2 separate regions of the Homo sapiens genome follow, and region 1 is linked to region 2. A link is a loop called in an ENCODE intact Hi-C map of the cell type or tissue named here. Cell type or tissue: PC-3. All regions are shown on one strand. Each heading gives the region's core, and the rest is flanking DNA. Links, peaks and the distances in the headings are about the cores only. Region 1 overlaps LOC105379107 (a long non-coding RNA gene). Region 2 overlaps LOC105379107 (a long non-coding RNA gene).

Region 1 (11,184 bases), core at 1,642-9,641, 120 kb before region 2:
TTCTGGTGCTTTCATAGAACTTTAGACCCGCTATTTTTTCTAATCTTTAATGTCTGTTCTCCACAGTTTTGTTCCTCAGTCTGGCTGAGTGATCTTAAACTTAATGTCTGAATAACTGCCCTCTAGGCAGTGTCCGTATGTCATTTCCACTTAAGACTGCACATATAGTTAAAACCTTCAATTCTATTTTTGTCTTTTTAATCATGCAGTCTCCCCTCCAGAAAATAAATGTCATTCTTACATTACCATAATTTGAAGAGGGTTTAAAAAAGAGATTATTTATAAAAGTTGCATCACACTACAAAGAGACTGAGATAACCCAGGCCTAGTAAAAGCAGAATTGTAATCACCCTTGGTAGGCCCAAAGGAACAAAAAAGAAGAAATGATGACCAGAATACAGTCAGCTCTCTGTATCTGCATGTTCCTCATCTGCAGTTTCAACCAACTGTGGATAGAATACATATATATATATATGCATTTTTTTTCTTTGAGATGGAGTCTCGCTTTTGTTGTCCAGGCTGGAGTGCAGTGGTGCAATCTCAGCTCACTGCAACCTCTGCCTCCCAGGTTCAAGCGATTCTCCTGCCTCAGCCTCCTGAGTAGGTGGGACTACAGGTGCATGTCACCATGACTGGCTAGTTTTTCGTATTTTTAGTAGAAACAGGGTTTCATCTTGTTAGCCAGGATGGTCTAGCCCTCCTGCCCTCGTGGTCCGCCCACCTCGGCCTCCCACAGTGCTGGGATTACAGGTGTGAGCCACCACACCAGGCCAGAAAATATTTTTAATAACCCAATAAAAATAACAATGCCACAATAAAAATATGTATATAAAAAGTAGAGTATAACTACTTACATAGCATTTACATCATAATGGGTATTTTAAATAATCTAGAGAAGGCTTAAAGTATATGGGAAGATGTGTGTAGATTATACGCAAATACCATTTTATACAAGGAACTGAAAGTTTTGGTATCTGCAGTGAGGCAGGAGGGGAGTAGTGGTTGTAGAATCAACTTCTTGCGATCACTAATGGGCAACTACATAGAAGGAGCATTAAAATGAGCTAAAATAATCACCTCCATGCTAAGGTAGATAAAATTAATACTGCACCCAGGGATTTGTCAAGATAAATAGAAAGAAGAAATTGAAGATGTTGACAGCAATATCTATCGAGGTCATGTGTTGATGAGGAATTTAGCAGAATAAGAAAACTACAGTGTATCAAATATAGTCTACATCATTAGGTAAAGAGCTGCCAAAAAGAAGAAAAAGGAAAAGACATATAATTCTGCCATCTTTTCTCGAGCTCTGCAAGCGCCACATGTCTGAAAGATGCCACTAAATGCTGTTTGAGGACTCTAGCAAAAGGATGTAATCCTTAAGTAACTCAAAGTGTAACTGCACGGAAAAGGCGCTCAACTTTGCTGACATATAATACACGGATTGAGTTACAGTCATAATGCGACAGTTAAAGTTACAAGGAAGGTAATGAATAATTCAATTAAGTTTAATTTATATCCTCAAGTTACAGGGCTAGGCACTGTTCTAGATATCAAGATTTTTAAGTCCATGCCATTAAGTTTAATGGCAAAGAAAACATATGTTTGCACAGTACTAGAAAGAGTAGAAAATGTAAATTCCCAAAGGAAAGTACAGACAAAATACTATGTGCATTGGGAAGTGGGGTGGTTAGGGAAAGGAATTATCATATTGAGTTGTGGGGATGAGAAGTAATGTCATGAATAAGAAATCTGCAATTTCTGTGCATCCCCAACTCTGGTCATAAGACCTGCTACATAGGTATACATGAAATATAGGCTGAGTGCCTAACTGAATGTGGTAGAGGTTGAGGAAAAATATAAGAAAGCATCCAAATGCATAAATGAGGAGCAGTAACATGCAACAAGGGACCCAAGTAGGGAATTGTGAGTGTGCTTTGGAGAGTAACAAATTATACTTTAACAGCAACATACCTTGTGTAGGGACAAGGATGCCAGGTGTGTGGTTCTGCACTTTATGATGTTCAGCTGTGCTCTTCTAGACAAACCTTGTGCCCTGGTGTGCAAGGTGTGTCCATTCAGAGGAAGGAGACTTTTTCTTCTCACAAGGGAAACCATGTGCTCCAGCCCAGATTTGTGCCTTCAGGTTTATATCCTCCTAGAATTGGCAGATACATCTTTTGGCCTTTTAAAAATTTGTACAGCTGTGCTTGATATGCTAATGGTGGCTTTGTGTAAGAAGGTAATGAGGAATTAATCTTAAAATAAATTAAAGCCACATAGCAGAAGATCCTGAGTATTCCTAGAAGATGTCTTCATAGTTCAGGAAGCAGTGAATGGCTAATCAGAGAGCATTTTTAGCAGAGGAGGCCTTTCTTGAAGCTGTAAATAGGAAGAGATGAGAATGGTGAAAATAGGTAGAGGAGCAGGTCATAGAGTCTTGACTTGGTATAAGAAAACAGTATATTTCTTAGATTAGACCCAGAGATTGTGATAACTCTGTGATGAACAAGTTTGGTCAAATGTGGATCCACATCTGCATTTCACACCATCTACATGTGAAATCAATATTTATGACTAATAGAAAAAATCACTTATCTATATATACATTTTATATAAACAAGACAAAAGTTGTACAATAAAACAAACATATTTATAAGACATTTTCTATAAACCTTCTACTGGCCAGCTTGGCTTTCAGGAGTACAAGGATGAATAAAGCATAGTTCCTGCTATGGAGAATGAGAATAATTAACACACTAATATGCATCTTCTCTTGATGTTTCTGGAAACTATTTTAAATTAAATGTTTCCATATTGATGGCCAGGTGAGAGTATCTTTTACTACATTCTGTTTTGCCTAGTTCACTACTTTTTCACTTTTACACAAGAAAAAACACAGTTCAAAGTTGTGTAACAATAATTTTTATGAGATTTAAAGTTATATCTTGTAAGTAACCAACTTTTAAGTGTATATGCAAACACAAGAAAAACTCATGCCTATGTTACTCCTGATTCATAGGCTGGACTACCTTTAGCCTTTAGTTTACCACATTATTAACAGAAAGACCAAATTAAAGGAGACACATATTTAAGATATATGTCAGTCACTAAATTTTTCAGCAGGTATCACAAGTTATTTATTTTTTATTTGAATATTATTTGTAATCAATTTATTTCCATTTCATTTGGATAACTTCTGCTGGCATCTGCAACAAAGTCAGAATTTGATTGAAGACAATTGGAATAAAGAGACCTCAGGTCAGGATGAGAATAGATTGGGGCATAATTCAAATTTGTGGTAGGAAGGAAAAGTTAGATATTTTTTATTTGTCCCTCCCAGTTTGCTGTTCACACTTTTCCTCTGTTTCCAAGCCAGAAGTCTCATCTGTGTGATCACAGCAGTTGACTTTCTGGCTTCCAGTAGGGTTTAGTCATGGAAAGGGTTTTTATTTTCCAAACTTCCTCTTTGCAGGGTCACCTTGAGTTGGCCATATTCCAATAGTGGCCTTCTCCATTGACTTTTACCTTAAGTACAATCACCTCTCACATCCACCAGAGATTGGTTGCAGAACCTTCCACGGATACCAAAACCTGCAGATGTCAGATCTCCCAGTCAACCCTCTGTATTCAAGAATTCTGCATCTATGGATACAGAACCCATGGATATGGACAGCCACCTGTATATAATACATTGTACAATGTGTATAGTACAAAATATATAGAGAGAGACATATTAGAACATATATAATACATGTATATGAAGTACATTCTCTTTAAATATATATTGTTTGGTGAATGATGAAGTGACCAGTATGAGCAGATGTTGATAAAGATTAAGGGAGAGAAAAAAAATAAGATAATACTAGTGCTAAATATATCAAAAAATATGAATTCCCAACCAACTCATTTTTAGTCTATCCTCAAACTCATTACCAGAGAGTATAATCAGTCCAACTAAGCAATAATACCTCATTAGGAATATACACAATTTTATTACTGGAATCTGTTATCATTCTTTTTTCCAGAAGGGATACTGAAGGGGAAAATAGATATACTAAATTCTCCAATTTCAAATCATTTTTGGCAGTTAGTAGGGAAGAAGCTACAAATAAATCACAGTAACTTAATCCCACCACCTTTTTTTCAATCACCTTCTAGCTTAACTACTCCCACAGTAGCTTGTCCATATTCAATGGACTCAAATGTGCCCCGCTCCCCTCCACCCATTTCTACTTCCCTATACATCAGTCTTTATCCTTGATATTATTTAAATGGCTTATGGAAAAGTCCTACATAGTGACTGGAAATTGGAGAAAATTATTGAACATCTGTGCTTCATTTTCTACTTCCCCATCTGTAAAACTCGATGTCATAATATTTATCATCTAATACCCCACAGAAGTGATATAAGAATTTATTGATGTTGGTAAGGAACACTGAGAAGTAGGGCACAGCAGAAGTATAAAATGCTGTCATTATTTCCTGACAGTCAGGTCAAGCTCTATAAATAATATGGTCAGGCTCTGAGAACCACATTATGGTCTATAATGACTTGCAGGTGGGCCTCACTCGAGAAACTTGGAGCTCTCATTCGAAAGTGTCGTGTCACTGAGGCTGGGTAAATGTCATCATGCACATTTTGTGGTGGTAGCCTTTCAACTCCATAACTCTGAAAATTAAGATTTTACTATCCCAACACCAATGAGAATGTACTGTGGTGAGGATACAAACTCCATTTTATTTTATTTTATTTTATTTTTATTCAACATAGACTTAATGGAGAACAATTATCCTAAAGGTTCATTACTTCATTCAACACATATTTATTGTGCACTTTCTTTGTTCTGTTCCTTTTCTAATGGCAGCATACAAGAAAATCATTTAAACTGAAACCTCTAAAACCACTTAATCAAATCTTACCTATAAAATGGAGTCTGTGGCCGGGCGCGGTGGCTCATGCCTGTAATCCCAGCATTTTGGGAGGCCGAGGCAGGTGGATCACCTGAGGTCAGGAGTTCAAGACCAGCCTGGCCGACATGGTGAAGACCCGTCTCTACTAAAAATACAAAAATTAGCCAGGCATGGTGGTGGGCGCCTGTAGTCCCAGCCACTCAGGAGGCTGAAGCAAGAGAGTTGCTTGAACCCGGGAGGCAGAGGTTGCAGTGAGCCGAGATTGCGCCACTGCACTCCAGCCTGGGCAAAGAGCGAGACTCTGTCTCAAAAAAAAAAAAAAAATTGTTAATAGGGCATCTATTTTAAAGTATATGAGCTAACATGTATAAATACAATTTAAACTTCAAGATGAGAATTACTCACTGTGGAAAATGTTCTTACATGGCATTTAATTTACATTGTGAGTAAAGAAATATTACATTTATAAAATTTGAGTTGCAAGTTTCAAAACAATCAAGTTTGAGTTATTATGTTTACAACATTATTTTGTGTATTTATGGTCCTTTATCCTAATAGTAGATTTCCTTTAACAACTTGGGTTATGAAACAAAAGCTATAAAGTAAAGCAAAGTTTAAAATTTTTCTCAAAAGTACAGAGGAAGTTAATGAATTTATAATGAAATCTGTTAATTGAAATTGATTTCTTTGACTAGTTTTGTAGATTTGAAGGAATAATCCTCATTGCTACACTTAACAACGAGACTACAGAAATGAAAGTTTTCCTTCTCTAGATATTGACACTAATGACTAAATTAAATATGCAAAATTATAGTAAAACAATCACAAAAGTAAAGTTGAAGAAAACCATGAGGAAAGAAAATTTTGGTGACTGATATGAACAAGTTTTATTTTTTATTTATTTTATAAAATGGTCTAATATTGTCAGTTATTGTATTAATGACTGAATATTAGTCATTGGAAAGATTTTTCAAACTGCTAAACAAAACTACCATTAAGTCACAGAAAATGCACAACACAAAACTGTGTTTCAAATGTGTCAGGTATCTTTCAAGGGAATAGATTACAAATCTTGTCTTGAGACTAAATAAATTAAATACCATAGGCCTTCAATATATTCTCAGATGCTTTGGCATGTGGTTATTACATCATCTGCCTTCAAGGTGAAAGCAGAGGCTGAGGAGGAGCTTTGAATCATGTAATTATAGTAGTCATTTGCCACTTCCTGGGTCAGCAAAGTAATGTGAAGTGTCTCCAGCTCTCTAAGTAGATCAAAGGTCACTTGGTGTTTTCATAATTTTAGCTAAAAACGTCCCTGCCACTAGAACCAGAGTTTATACTTTCAGATCCCCTGACAAACAATGGGCTAAAATACGTGAGAACATTTATCAAATTGAGCATCATCCTAGAATGACCCCTTTTAAGGAAGCTTTCTTCAAGGCATTTATAGCAGAGGTCATTGTTAGATTACCTGTGACTCAGAGTATTATATCAATATGGAACTTCTGGAAAATCCTGAAGACTTAGGGGCAAAGGCTCTGTCCTCCATGTGCTCACTAAACAAAGCTACAGTGACCTCTCAGACTACCTCTATACCTTCCATATCCTGCACTATTCTCCCTTGCCTCTTCTTCAGAGAGGGACAGCAATTGTTGCAGGTGCTGGAGAGACTGGTGAGCCAACAATAAAACACCTCACCAGGGAAAAATAGAAAAACAAGTCCCATTGGCTTGCCTATATCAAAGTATTTTTCTCCAGTGCAAGTGTCTGCATTTTACTTGACAGTTTACCCAACAGAACTACATGGCAGGAGTCAAATAGAGAAAGAAAATCTCCTCCTTTCTGCCACATACACATACACACACACACACACACACACACACACACACACACACACACTTTAACTTCTACCACTACCCTATTCTTTCCTTTATTCTCAATCCAGTTTTATCCCCTGGTCTCTTCCTATAGAGAGAAGGAATTAACTGATGAATCACCTCAGAAAAAGGAGATCTTAACGTTGCTTAAAGCTATTTACATTTGCACTTTAAAAGAACGTTCCAAATAACTAAAACTTAACTTTTTCCACAAAGGTTGGAAAAAATATGAATTACTAACAATATCTCAAGCATTGTGAATTTATTCCTTCAAAAAATCACGGAATACTCACTTTGTCTAAATATTGAAAGATACTGGAGGATACAACAGTGAGCTAAAAAGACACATTCATTGCCCTCAGAAAGCTTCTACTCTAAGATGGGATATGGAAATTTATCACAATCCCCCCACTACAAAGGAGACAAGAGCTATGAGAGTTTCTATGAAGCTATCAGACTGAAACAGGGAGAATGTGGAAGACTATCCTAAAATGGGAAGACTGAGCTGAAATCTGAAAAATTAAGAGGTAAATAAATAAAAATGTGTGTAACTCACAGACTTTAAAAAAGCATTTCTGGTGAAGCGTAGAGTAGGGGAGACCTTTGTACATTATGATATCAGAGATCAGATTATTCGCATAGTGTGGCCATGTAGGTTCATCATCCAAACCAAGGCACATTTGAAAATGAAACAGGTTCTTCCTAATAACAACAGGCACAGCTGGGGAAGGTACCAAGTAACTTGGGGACATATAGTTGCCCTCATTATAGACCACCTTGAAGTTTCGTGTTTATCCTAAAGGCAAAGGAGTGCCCCTAAAAAGTTTTAGCAGAAATAAAACAGGTTTGAACTTGCATGATACTCTGGCTGCACTGTGGAGAATGGATAGGAGGTAAAAAACACGACGGCCGTTTATTCTAGGATGAGGGCATTTAAGGCAGTGAGGAATGGTGTTGAGGGAGAAAAACGTAACATGAGTAACTCCTGAGATTCTGTCTTATAACTGGGTAGATAGTAATCACATTTATTAAATAAGAAACCTAAAAGAACCAGCTTTAGGCTAGGTTTAGGCATAGGAGGAGGATGCCCCTTCCAATTTTAGAGTTTAGGATGTCTTTGCGAGAAGAAATCATGTAAAATGAGTTAAAAATAAAGTATTTTGCAGATGAGAAGTCAGAGCAAGAGATAGAAATCAGTGAGTCATTTGCATATCAATGGTAATTGAAGCCATGCTCATGGATACTGCCTAGAGAGAGTTCAAATAGAAGAAGAGAGGAGAAAAAATAATGAAGCCTTAAGGTACTCCAGCTTTTAGAATGGATGAGTATAGGAGAATGCCACTGCAAAAGACTAAAAAACAGTTGCTTATGAGGTATAGGAAAACTAGCACAGGATGATGTTTTGGAAGCAAAGGTAACAGAGTAGCTGAGAGGGGAAACAGCAATGATGAGAACTGACATAGGTCAAGTAAAGTGAAGACTGAAATAATGTTATTTATTTATTTATCAAAATGGGGCTTAAGGGCATGGATTTGGTAAATGAATCCCTCTTACTTCATTTACTGGCTGGGTACCCTAGAGAAAGCCACATAAACTCTCTTCATCAGTTTCCCCATTTATAAAATGAGGATAATGATGCCAACCTACTCAAGGACTATTTTGAGCAGTGCTTATCAAAGTGTGCCCTGTGGACATGTGGGGATCCCAGAGGTATTTTCGGGAGCTTTGTGAAGTCAAAACTACTTCCATAATAATGTTTAGACATTATTTGCCCTTGACTCTCACAAACCAAGGTAGTAACCCTAAAATGTATTATTATCATTGTATTCCTCTCATAATCCATTTGCAGTTAAAAAAAAAGCCATTTTCCTTTAAGGATGTTATTGGTGAATCACTAAATAGTAAAAATATTAATTTTATTATATCTTGATCTTTTATGTTGTATAATGACATGTCCAAACCCTGCCAAGACATGCATATCTCAGTAAACCGACATTTTCCAAATAATGCATGATGTTCCAAAATTGCACATGGGTAAAAATATTCATTCAGTGTGCAAAATGTTCCAATGGATTCAAATGTAACCGACTATGAAAAATTTATTGACATGATTTCAGACTCAACATTGCAAATAACCTTTAGTTTATTGAAATTATCCTTCATTTTCTAACTAGATATCTAAACGAAGCTGGAACTCTTCATATGCTTTCTGAAAACTTCAAAATTACAACAGATTGAATGCAAAGAAAGATAGGGAAGTCTAGTTGTTTTCCCTATGTAAACCATTTCCTTGGTTTTCCCTTGTAAACCAAGCATTACAAAGATCTGAAAAATTTTAAACAGTGTAACTCTTTTCATGACATTGTTTTTATGTTGGAAATATTTTATTTTTTATTAAAAATGTTATTTAGGTTAGCATGTAATGGATTCATCATTATGGTTGTTAAAAAATTAGTAAATAAATAGTTTAAATTGTCTTAATTTTCTAATGTGAAACACAAATAATAAAAAAGCCTACATAAACAGAAGGTGTTTGTTTCTTCAGTAGTTTCATGAGTATAAAAGAATTCCGAGACTGAAAACTTTGAGAATCACTGGTTTGGAGGATTTCGCAAAGTATGAGTTAATTCTTGTGAAGTACTTAAAACTGTTTCAAAATTCTATGTATGTATGTTGATAAATAGACAATGAACAAGTAGACAGAAAAATGAAAGGTAGGTAGATAGGCAGGTAGACAGAAACACAATCATTGATTAAAATAGCTAATCTGTTTTTGCAGGAATATTGAGGATGCTCACACATATAGAAGAGAGAGAGGAATATCTTGGAAACACAAACATCACCCATAGGCAAAGCAATTTTCTACCTCCTCTAGAATTTGAGCCTGTATGAAAATACGGATGTGTTATTTCACTTGCTATCATGTAGATGTGTCCTGATGCCTCTTGTAAAGAGAAAGAAAACAGGAGAAAAAAAAAATCAATGCTAGAAAAACCAAAGACTTGATAGGGCAGTGTGATAAAGACAGAAGCTTCAATGAGAATTCCGTAAGATAAGTCAGTGTTTCTGAGAACGAAAAGCACTCTGAGAAACAGAACGCAGACACTTCATTTTAAAATAAAGTCTCCTAATCTGATTTTCTCTGTGAGAGAAATCAGTTTCTTCTCTTTATCCTAGCAGAGTCCTTGAATGTACCTGCTGTTTATAGTTATAAAGTAAGTCACATAGACAAAAAACCTCTTTCTCATTTCTCTGAGTCAAGGGTTGATCTTTTCATCTGAAAATCCATCAGTAGATACTAAAGAAATTTGAAAATCTATGAAAAGAAAATGGCTCATGGTACATGATAAATGCCTTTATGGAAGCATTTAAATATATTCAAATTATGTATCTGGCAGTCTGGAACTCTAACACCCCATGTCTTCTAACACCTCAGGGGTGAGGAAAGGACAAAAGAGAGTGGTCCTTATTCTTTTGTGAGAAGGAGAGTCATTAGTCCTTTGAGAATCTAGAAATCTGTGGACAGTTGCCCCAGAAGAAGATGCAGGGGCATAGTTTTTTTAACCTAGTTTCAAGGAAGTTCACACCCTACCTAAAGACCATTATCCATAAGTCTTCCAAAGGATGACTAGAATCAAGAAAGATAATTTAGGAGCAAAATTGACACTTCTAGCCCCATTCTCCACTAAGTTACTCTAGATTAACACACTATAAGCAGTCTCTGAGTTAATCCTCATATTCTGAGTCTCTGTATTAATCCTCATACAGATAAGGATTAATAAAAGGATAAATTGTGGTCATGGGACAAAACACTTTTTTGGACCAGTTCCCTCAATTCACATAAGGAGAAATTAAAATCTAGAGATGTTAAAAGTCTTTCTCAGAGTTACAAAATCTATCATAGAACTAACTGACTTTTCTCACACTCTTGTTTGTTCTCAAGTCTCCTAAAAATAGTTACATATATTCAATGCATAAAAAAGATTACTATCTACACACTACTGTATTCTAATCTAGGAACATACATTATCAAAGCTGGAAGACTATTTAGGTAGGGAAGGAAGATGTTTCAAATCAGGAAATGAAGAGCACAGTGGTAAAATAAAAGTTAGTGAGTTACAATTAAATAGCAGCAATTGCATCCACAAGTTATAGAAAACAACATCACAAGAATGAGCCAAATACACTGGAGATGCATAATTGCTTGGATCAGTCACTCAAAATTGTAACCATTTGTTAAATTTAAACTGCTTTTGTATCAGTCAAATTCATAGCAGAAAAAAAAGATATTACATCAAAAGGGGTAACTGATGAGAGGTATCAAAGGGACTATTTATAAACATGGGTAGTGTCAAGGTAAACCAAGAAGAGATGGTGCAGAATATCAGGGCTT
Region 2 (11,184 bases), core at 2,064-10,063:
CATTAATTCAAATAAGTATAGTTCCCTTGACAATGCAGTTGAACATCTTTCTTTTCCTAAGATGTAAAGTCTCCTTCTAATCCATCATGTTTTTACCTCATCTAAGCCTTGCCACATAACTTACATGTTGGAAAGTTGTTCAAATAATATTGTAAGTACTTCCTTAATTTCTAATAAAAGTGTAGTTATTAAAAATAATATTTTTCAACAGCTCAATGTGGGGTAGCTTCACACATCAGAAACACCTGCTAGCTACCTCTACAAATGCCTTACTTTCTAACATTGTATATTTTAAATATTCCTATGTATTACTCATTAAATATTCCTAATTGGTATTTGTTATTCAAATGAACTTCAAAGCTCTAGATCTTCCCATTCTTAAAGAGCAGGTAGTCTGGTATACATGAAATTCAAATCAAATTCAAATATTTTTATTTTTTGTTTGTTAGTTTCGGCAAGCAATGTTCATTTGTATTTGTGACTAGCAACTTCTGGCTCCTGCCTCCTAAAAAGGCAAAATGGTCTGACCACCAAGACTGTCAGAAACAACTTTGAAGTGCTTTTGACAAATTTCTTATATCTCAGCTGCCTGCTGTGTGAAAGAGCAGAGTATTCAAAGCATACCAAAAAAAAAAAAATTAAAAAAAAGAGAGAGAGAGAATTTTAAAAGATGTAAAATAATTACCACAGTAGCAACTTAATTGCATTTGGGTAGTCACATTTTACTAGAGCTATTCAAACAGTACTTTAAGTCATAATTCCTTTGTCCTAAGACCTTACATTTTAGTCATTTTTAATAAGTATGTCATGTTTTGATCTTTTTCCTTCTTAAAAAAAATTTGTTCCAATGTACATTGCTTACATGGTATGGATATTGCTGAGAAAGTTTATTATTTGTCTTCATTGTAATGTTTTAAGGTACAGCAAGTGGTGGCACACACTCAACAACTAGTGAAGTCTCTGACAGCATAATTAAACATGTCTTTCCCAAGATTTCTTGAGAAACCTCAGATTGGTAAGCCCTAGTCCCACGGAGAAATATTTCCTACTGCACTATCAATAAATCCCGCATCATAATTGAGGAACCCATCTGCAGTTCTCTAGGAGCACTGCGTTTGCTGCTGCTTAGTGCAAATATTCATTCATCACATATTATGTGTGTGTGATTTATTTTGATCTATTCCTAATTACTGAATTTTTTAAAGGCATCTTGAAATATCCCTAAATACACACACAGGCAGGTGACTTAACCTCTTTTCTCATTTTTTTCTTCATTGTTGCTTTTGTCTTAGCTGGATGTCCTTCTATCTTAAAGTAGATTTTTTTTTTTTGAGACAGAGTTTTGCTCTGTTGCCCAGGCTGGAGTGCAATGCAGTGACCTCGGCTCACTGCAACCTCAAAGTAGGTGTTTTGTTCAAAGATGTCAATACCCAGTAGTCTATCCCATCATGCCAGAAGTCATTTTCCATAAACAGAGAATAAAATGACTTGAAGGGTAAAAAGAAAGAAAGAATAAGAGAAAACAAGCAAGCAAGAAAGAAAGAGCACCGTTTTATAATCATGGTTTGACACTGATTCTGTTGAATTTATAAAATTGCTGAACTTTGTCTGGGCACGGTGGCTGATGCCTGTAATCCCAGCATTTTGGGAGGCCAAGGCGGGTGGATCACCTGAGGTCAGGAGTTTGAGACCAGCCTGGCCAGCATGGTGAAACCCCGTCTCTACTAAGAATACAAAAATTAGCTGGGCATGGTGGTGTGTGCCTGTATTCCCAGCTACACGGGAGGCTGAGGAAGGAGAATCGCTTGACCCCAGGAGGCAGAGGTTGTAGTGAGCTGAGATCACGCCACTCTCCAGCCTGGGCGACAGAATGAGACTCCGTCTCAAAAAAAAAAAAAAAAAATTGCTGAACATTATTGTTAGGAGTCCTCTGATAACCCAAAGGGATCTTCATTAACCTGAATGATCAGACAGACAAAAAAAAGTAGTAGACAATGTAATTTAGCTCTTTGCCACGTTTTTCTCGTCATTGCTGAAGGCACCACATTCTGACATAGTGTAAAAGAAAAAAAAATGGAATGTGAATTTCAAGTGAAGAAAACTAAAACACTATGGTATTAAATATTCACTTATGGTGTTTACATCAACAAAACTAAGTGCTCTGGGTTAGTTTGAAAGGAAATTCATATTGGGGTGTGGTATTTGATTTTAGGCTCATAACTGCACATTGGAACAATGAAAGACATTTTCTTCCCATGAAAAATTGTACCTGAAAGACTGATACTGAAGTACTACAGAGAATTTAGGAAATTGGCTTGAGTTATTTTTGTTATATTCCTTCAAAATTTTGATATTATAGCTTATGCTGTATTTAAAATAGTGTAATTCCTATTTTTAAAACAAAATGACACAACTTTGTTTTCTCTATCCCATAAACATTACTTTTCTAGAGGATTTGAGCCACACAGCTATAGATTTATATTTAGATTTGACAGATTTAGAGTATGTGGTGTTTAATTTCTAGAGAGGGATGTGCCATGTGATGAATAGGACTGGGAACCTTAAATATGTTCCCGAATCCAACTTGGATGTTGACAAGGCCTGGATTAAGAAATGTATCTTCCTTTAGAGTTTTCCTTTCTCAGGTAAAAAATCATAATAGCTCTCCAGTTTAGAGGTGACTTTAATGCTTTTATTTATTATTTGTTTATTTATTTATTTATTTTTGAGACGGGGTCTTGCTGTGTCTCCCAGGCTGTAGTGCAGTGGGGCAATCATAGCTCACTGCAGTCTTGAACTCCTGGGCTCAAGCAATCCTCCTGCCTCTGCCTCCTGAATAGCTGGGACTACAAGTGTGGCACCACACCTGGATAATGCTTTTAAATTTTTAGAGTGAGTAAATGCTTTTAAGAAAAAATATATCATATGCACACACACATACATACACATAAAATGTGACAAAGAGGTGAATCTATACCTAGGGCTATACATAAAACCAGATGCTGCAGCATGTTTAAAAATTGAACTCTGAAATCACACTGCTTAAGTTCAAATCAGATTTCTAAGCATTACTTTATGGTGACCTTACACAAGTTACCTAACTTTTCTGCAACCTCATTTCCTTATATGAAAAAATTTCCATGTCCCATATAAGTTGTTTTGAAGGTGAAAAATGTTAATATATGTGAAAGCACTTAAAACAGTGCCCAGCTTATAGTCAACACTACATGCAAATTTTAGCTATGATTGTCATTGTACTAATGCACATGGAGCAACTTAGTTACCCCACTAGAATATAAACTTAAGCTATCAGACAATCTAGATAAAAAATATAAATAAAAAATAAAAGCAGTAAGATTGTATGCTTGTCTTCATCCAACGAAATTACTATTACAACTTTAATGTATTACTTCTGCTATACTTATATCTTCTATAAATGTTCTAAAATTTATCAAATTCTATCACTTCATGTGTTCTTTACTGTTTTGCTTCCAACAAACTACCCTCCCCCCTAAAAAAGAAAATAAAATGAATTGCTAGGAAGCTTAATCATCGTTATCTAAATGATTTCTATGTCTGAGTAGGGTTGATAAAATAAGACCAATGTGGCTGGGCACAGTGGCTCACACCTGTAATCCCAGCACTTTGGGAGGCTGAGGCGGCTGGATCACGAGGTCAAGAGATCAAGACCATCCTGGCCAACATGGTGAAACTCCATCTCTACTAAAAAAATAAAAAAATTAGCTGGGCATGGTGGTGCACACCTGTAGTCCCAGCTACTTGGGAGGCTGAGGCAGGAGAATCTCTTGAACCCAGGAGGTGGAGGTGAGCCGAGATAGCACCACTGCACTACAGCCTGTCAACAGAGCGAGACTCTGTCACACACACACAAAAAAGACCAATGTCATTAAGCCATCTCATGCTTAGAACTACATGCTTAGTTCAACAAAATTAGAACTACAGGAGCTAGAGTAAATACATCTGCTTTATTTTTGAAGAAGTATTATTAAATGTATACAAAGTCTTATGGAGAAGGAGCCTTGTTGGGAGTGTAAACCTGAGCTATATGATTTGGAGGATAAATATAAATGTAAATTCTGTTATTCAAGTAGAAACATGGGTATCAGGATGTGATTTACCCTTAGATATTATGTTACTAAACAAGTATCAATTTTTAAAGCTAAAAACCCAAACCCATAAAAAGCATAAACATTTCCAATTTTTCCTGCAGCAGAGTATCTTTCAGAGTTTTGCTTTATATACTAGTCATAGTGGTATACATATATTTACTGGTTTATTAGGACATCTCTGGTCAGGTCTTCCTAGTATGCTTATACTGGGAATTTTATATTATTATTATTACTTGCAACCAATCCCTACATCTGCAAGCATGGAGTTGTAAGACCAATACCTTTTCCTGAACAAGTTAAAAAATACAAAACTTGTTTCAGGGCTTGGCAACTATCTTGGCATTTAGCTTTCAATTCAAATGTGATTTTTATGTTAACATATATATTGGAATTGAAATGTTCAGTATTTAGTTGATTTTAAAAGTCAGAAATTTACTAACCCATTTACTACTTATCCAATTATATAAAACATGCCTTTTTTTTTTTTTTTTTTTTTTAATTCTGAGTCTCTCTCTGTCGCCCAGGCTGGAGTGCAGTGGCACGATCTCGGCTCACTGCAAGCTCCGCCTCCGGGGTTCACGCCATCCTCCTGCCTCAGCCTCCTGAGTAGCTGGGACTACAGGCACATGCCACCACGCCCAGCTAATTTTTTTTGTATTTTTAGTAGAAAAGGGGTTTCAGCGTGTTAGCCAGGATGGTCTCGATCTCCCGACCTCGTGATCTGCACGCCTTGGCCTCCTGAAGTGCTGAGATTACAGATGTGAGCCACCGCGCCCGGCCTGAAGTTTTAGTTCAATATCTTTCTGAGATTTGAAATAAAAATATATTATTTACCAAAATAATCTCAAATATGTTACTATTTTAGAAAATATCTCATTATAAGTACCTGTTAAAGTTGTAATTTTTTAGGCAACAAAATTCATTCAAATAAGACTCAAAATTTTAATATTATCATAGAAAAGAGAGACTATTTCCAAAATCTTGGACAAAGAACAATTCCCTCTATCAGAGAACATTATCTTCATCTATTTTACTCTACTAAACAGCTTGGTGGAAAGAGATGAGAGTGAAGAGTGGCCATAAAAAAGAGATACTCTTTCAGCCAGCTAGTAAGTTAAAATCGTGTATTTATTTGAGCACCAAAGTGAAGCCATATTGCCCTGCTATCTGACCTAACTTTGAATATATACATAGAACATGTATTTTAACTAATAGAAAATCCAGATGGGTCAGCAGTTAGAAGGCTGGGCAAACACTCAAAAGGTAGCAGGGACCTAGTTGTCAAAATCAAGTTGATAAGTAAAATTCTAGTAATTTGAAGGTAAAAGGAGAAGGGAGAAGGGAGACTGCCAAGAATCCAGCCCTTCATGGGCACTGCATGAGGTCCAAGACAGAAATGCAGGCATGTAGGAAAATAAAATTCAGATAAGGACTGGAAAAATATCTTCCAAGATGATTTAATGGTAAGTCTCAAAAATTAGACCTCTTTAAATACCTGCTACCCAAGGTAAGGAATAGACTGTAGATAGCAACGAAGCTACAGCTATGGGTGAAGGTCAAATGGCGCCAATTTGAGAAAAACTTCAATGTCTTTTGACATCCTGGAATGGAAAGCTTGCTTGGCAGAATACTACTCAATGGAAAGAATACTAGCAGCATCTAGTGGCTGGCCTCTGTAAGTGCCCCTGGGCCTAGGTCCTAAGGTAGAAAAAGTGAGATCGTAAACATGGTGAGCTATTGATAGACTTTAATGTATTTCTTATTTCTAGGAGAATGACAGTAGAAGTAAGGGCAATTGTCTACACTACCACTTTCAAAGTATCATGGGAAACATAAAGAAGCATAAGGTATTCAAATAGTTTAACAGAACTCTGTTCCTGCTATAATTTACTCTGTTAGACCAAATCAGCAAAGTATGGCTGAGCATACTTACCTTTTCATATTTTTTATCAATCTACATATAGCATTAAAGTAATAAATAATTAATTTAGAAAGAATAACCTATGACATAATTCCTGTGCTCAAACTACATATGGTTATAGAGCCTGCTTGGATTCTACTTCCAGATCTACAACTGGTATTTTTCACTTACTTATTGCTGAAGTAGTCTCCATATTGTAATATTACATGGAAGAAGGATTTTCTTACTGTTTGGTATTTACCGTTTTAAATTATTTACGCTTAGTGATCAATATATGATTTTGATCAAAATCAAATGGTGATCAACATGATTTATCCTAAATGTTCTGAGAATCATTAAGACAAATTATTTGGTAGAAGTATTCTATTGAAGAAACAACTCTATGACAATTTTGCCAAATATCTGGGCATGATAGGGCATCAGTGTAGTTTTTCAAAGGAATGCACATTTAACAAAATATCAAAAGGATCTTAAGTGGATGGAAGAATCTTCTAACAAAGGAGTGTTAGATAGCTGAAAAAAATCAGTTAATTAAGCTCCCCTTTAAAGATAGAAAAGAAATAGAAATTACTTGAATTTTCATTTACTTGGCTGTTTTTAAAATATTAACAAGTCAGTTAAATCTCACCTCTAACTGCTATATTAGAATTTAGCTTTGATAAATAAGGATCATTCTTTTTCTGAATGCAGCAGAGTTGCAAGTTTCTTGTTAAAGCCTTTTAGAAGGTAGTTTTTTTTTTTTAATTCACAGCTCACTTCTCTTCTTTTCTTAATTAGTAGCTTGAATGTGATTTTCCCTTTTTAAAATTGAGCAGGCTGTGTTGCTAAATGGTGTTTTTGACATTCCTGCACTGGGGACAGATTCAAAACAGAGGCAGAAGACAATAGAGATTGACTACATACTTCATGGACCCAAATCGAGGCAAATGCTGGTAATTACAGGAATTCAGCAACACTTTGTTTGCTGGCATCTGTACTTGGAAAAGCAATGAAATAATCATGGACAAATATGATGTGAAATGTGTTTATGGAGCAGCATGTTTTATTAACACTGAGCACTGCGGAGAGATAAGCACCACTTGCTAATTTTAAAATTTCTATGAACTGTGGCAATTAAGCCTAATAATTATTTAAAGACTATAATAAAGATGAGACCATTTTGAACTGCGTTTAGAGAAAAGAAAAAGTGCTCAAGTTCAGTTTGTATGATACATCACCTATGCAATTTTTCCTATCTGTTATGATTTGAAATGGGAAACATTTCCTGACACATTCCCCTGAAATTTAAGGATTTATCAGTTTTCATTTTGCTGCTTTGTTAATTTTTTCTTGTTTTTGTTGTTGTTGTAACTATTTACTGGGAGTCTTTTGTACCTAGATGTTAATTTTATAGAGTGTTTCCAAACATTCTGGGGGCCATCAGAAAACAATAGGTCTAATTGAATAAAGCATTAAATATATTAACTTTTTCTTTCAGAATAGCAATTTTTCCACTTACAGATTATAATAAATAACAACAGGAAAGGCAGTGATTTTTCTGAGTCCTTTAGTGGCAAACTATTTCCAAAGTTTCAAAGAGACTTGTTAGAGCCCTGGGCAGAGTACAACACTGTCTTTCACTGTGTTAGCCCAGTGATAACAAAAACAGACTGGACATCAAAGCAACCAGAACGAACGCTGCAGGATTTAAAACACAAACAGACAGGAAATTGAATTACTGATCATTAATATTTATTTTAAAGAAAAGTTTAATATATTTCGCTTAATTTCCTGTGGAGAAAACAAAACATTTTATTCTCTCTTTTTGCCCCTCCATATTCTTATGCTATCCTTTGCAATTCGTTGTCATTTCTTGAGTTATTTTAAAAGATAAACTTGCACATTTTACTTTGCAGCATAATAAAATTAACGAATAGCTATGTTCTGAGTATAAACAAGGGAATGCCAAGGTTCATTCATCTCTCTTCTTCCCTCACAAAATAAGTTTATTATGGCATTTATACTGAAAGAAAATCATTTCTTTGGCACAGAAAAGGGATGCTGCCAATAATTACTTCTGAATCAGATTTCTGTCAATAGAAATGGAATATGATTGCCCCACCATCACCCCATAACAACAACAACAACAACAAAACCAGATGAGTTGATTAGCAACCCTGTGTCTATTGATTACATTCTTCTTGAACTGTCAGCAAGATCATTCCAAAATGTTGGTACGTATTCCCTAGTTGCAAAAGCAAATTCTGTAAAAAGGAACACGGAAAAACGGATTGTGTCAGTAGCGTATTTTCAATGCCTCTCTTTTTTATTTGCACTCACATAGCTGAAGAGGAACAGAGCTGGCTTTGGGCAGAAAGATGAAGTAGGAAATTTACACCCAGCTTTTTTCTGTGGTCTCTAATCTTCCTGAGTTGTGAATTTATCCCACTTCCAAACCTCCAATCCCTCACTGCCCCCACCCTCAACACATATACTTCAAACTCTCCTCTTTGTTTTAAAGTTAAAGGCTTAGAGCAATTTTTGACTCCCAACACAAATGATTCTAAGTCAAAAACTGATTTTTCCTGAGACGTGCATTTTAATTCAAATTTCTGTTTGTGGAATATAAAAATCATGTCCGGTTAGAGACAGGGAAAGGTGAAGTTATTGTTCAAAGACAAAAAGGTAAAGCTCAAAGTGGGAATAGGTTAGATTTCTGGGATGAAGTTCAGGCAGGTCTTTTTGTTTTGCCAAAAAAAATTTTACCAGCCACCTCTCAGACTGATTCTGAAGGCAAGCTTAATTCAGTTGTATCAGAGAAATGGGGAAAAAAAAAACAAAAACAAAAACAAAAAAAGTGTGCAGTACATGTGGGAAACCCACACACTTAATCTCATGTTGTCGCAAATTCAATGGGGCTCGTCCCATTAGAAAAGAAAAAAAAAGAATAAAAGAAGGAGGAAGGAAGAAAGCAAAGAAAGAAAGGCAGGGGGAAATTACTCCTCACCAGGAGCTATGAGGCTATGAAAGAAACATGAAGCATAATATGTTTCTTCCAACTCTAATAGACCCTAATTCCTGAGTCTTACTCAGAAATTAGTTCTGAAGTCTGTTAACATGCAGAAAATCATGTAGAATCCACATTACATTGGATATGTCATAAAATTATTATGTCAATAATTTTGCTCAATTACATATGTTTTCAGTAAATTCAACACTAACCCTTCGTGGTCGTTTTTTCCCCTACAGTTTTCAAGTCAAGTTACTGTCTCTTAGTTGAGTACTGATGAAGTTTAAGAGTTATGTTGTATGGAAAATATTTGCTTTGATCCTTCTCAGTGTTGCGATGTGCCCACACTGTAAGAGGAATGAGGCAACTGAACTAGAGAGAAAGTAGACTCATAGCTCACATTGTGCTGTGCACAATATTACTGAGTGAAGTAGCTGGCAAAATTGCTTACATTTATAGCCATGGAATCTGGAAGCTGCCCTCCTAGAAAACTGGCTTATCAGCCCTGATCTAGCATGGTGATTTAACTATTCCTCCAACAGAAGCCACCCACAGGTTCTTGACTCAGAACTCTCTTTAAGGCAGTTCTAAACCTTAGTCATCCAAGGCTTTTAACGACCAAGACTTTATCTATTTATTTGTTTATTTTATTTTTTGGAGACTGAGTTTTGCTCTTGTTGCCCATGCTGGAGTGCAGTGGTGCAATCTTGACTCACTGCAACCTCCGCCTCCAGGGTTAAAGCAATTCTCATGCTTCAGCCTCCTGAGTAGCTGGGATTACAGGTGCCTGCCACCATGCCCAGCTAATTTTTTTTTTTTTTTGTATTTTTAGTAGAGATGGGGTTTTGCCAAGTTTGGCCAGGCTGGTCTTGAACTCCTGACCTTAGGTAACCCACCCACCTTGGCCTCCCAAAGTACTTGGATTACAGACATGAGCCACTGTGCTGGGCTCCAAGACTTTAATATAAGCTTAGAAACGACTGAAAACTGAATTCAGTCCTCAAGATGAGTAGGCTCAAAGTATTAGGCAACTTAATAATTCATAACAGTTCCAAAAATAGTATTAGTATGGGTTTGAAGAAATTATAAATAATATATTATTAGATGTTGTTATTTATAAATAAATATTCAATCTTTTAAAACCTGAGGATTCTTAGGAATTGCATATGCTGTAAAATTGCCCAAAATTTTATTCTGAACTTTTTATTAAACTTCACTTTCCTTCACATGCACTAAAACCTAATTTTCAAAGTAAGGATTTAATGTAGCCAGCTTTCCAATATTTGTTCTAAAAGCTGCCAGGTAGAAATATGACATTAAATGGCAGGTCCAACTTTTGTTTAAAAAATGTATCTGTGTTAAAGTGAATATGGTACTGAGAATTGTGATCGCAGATCATTTAAAAACTCTTGTTTATTCTCACTTGTGTTCTAGTGGTTCTATGTTTATAATTTTTATAATCAGATAAAAATAAGTTAATAAAGGAAATATTCAATGCTGAACAACAAAAACAAAAAAAGGTTGCCTGAGATGAAAGGCCGCATGTCAGGGAATCAATAAAGACTGGCAGAGAGTGAGGGACATGAATAAAGGTCTGGCATGAGAGCTTAGATAAAACATTGAAGGAAAACATCTATAAGGAACTGGGGTGCTGGTGGTGGCTAGATGCAAGACTTTATCTTTTAAAATGTGTGCACATGTCTTGATGTGAATATACGATTATTAAATGGTGAATGGTATGAAAAGGAACTGTCAACTTTGGCATAGTTTTGAGACACTAGTGAAGTAATAAACAGAGAAAAAAATCTACAAAAATTGATTTCACTATGAAAATAAATCTTGGTTATAGAAATTCACTATAGAAATTCATTCACTATATATATAGAAATTCATTCACATGAATTACTATAAATTTTATAGCATCAATGGCCAAGTCATATTACACTTATTAAAAGTATGTATTAGATTACTGTTGCTTTCTTTGACTTCATGCTTTCTTATGTGTGTAGGTATGTGCTCTTCAGGATGTTCTGCTCATGATTGTTTTTAATCTGAATAACTTGACACGTAATTAATTTTGTTTGCCATTACAAAACATTATTTGAGAAGAATTCTGTAAATGTATGTATTTAGCATTACTGAGC

Evidence for each region. A loop is a pair of places that touch in the nucleus more often than their neighbours do. Peaks named below come from ENCODE experiments on the same cell type or tissue, not always from the same donor. Only the 100,000 strongest peaks of a DNase experiment are listed, where the experiment ranks them.
Region 1: a loop joins it to region 2, with 2.9 times the contacts of the local background. A loop is called at or near these places in 2 of 110 quality-filtered maps.

What each region holds. Positions count from the first base shown.
Region 1 is chr5:103,924,763-103,935,946 of GRCh38, reverse strand. LOC105379107 (a long non-coding RNA gene) reads right to left here. Exons shown (of 6, transcript XR_001742831.2): 6 at 1-2,382. Among named protein-coding and RNA genes, the nearest start is that of NIHCOLE, 150 kb to the left of the region's middle. In PC-3, for the core only: no CTCF peak of the experiment used is centred there; a DNase peak (open chromatin) is centred at 6,096; H3K27ac peaks cover 630 bases.
Region 2 is chr5:103,803,270-103,814,453 of GRCh38, reverse strand. All of the region lies in intron 2 of LOC105379107 (a long non-coding RNA gene), which reads right to left. Among named protein-coding and RNA genes, the nearest start is that of NUDT12, 250 kb to the right of the region's middle. In PC-3, for the core only: a CTCF peak has its summit at 5,798 (motif pointing left); DNase peaks (open chromatin) are centred at 5,783 and 9,573.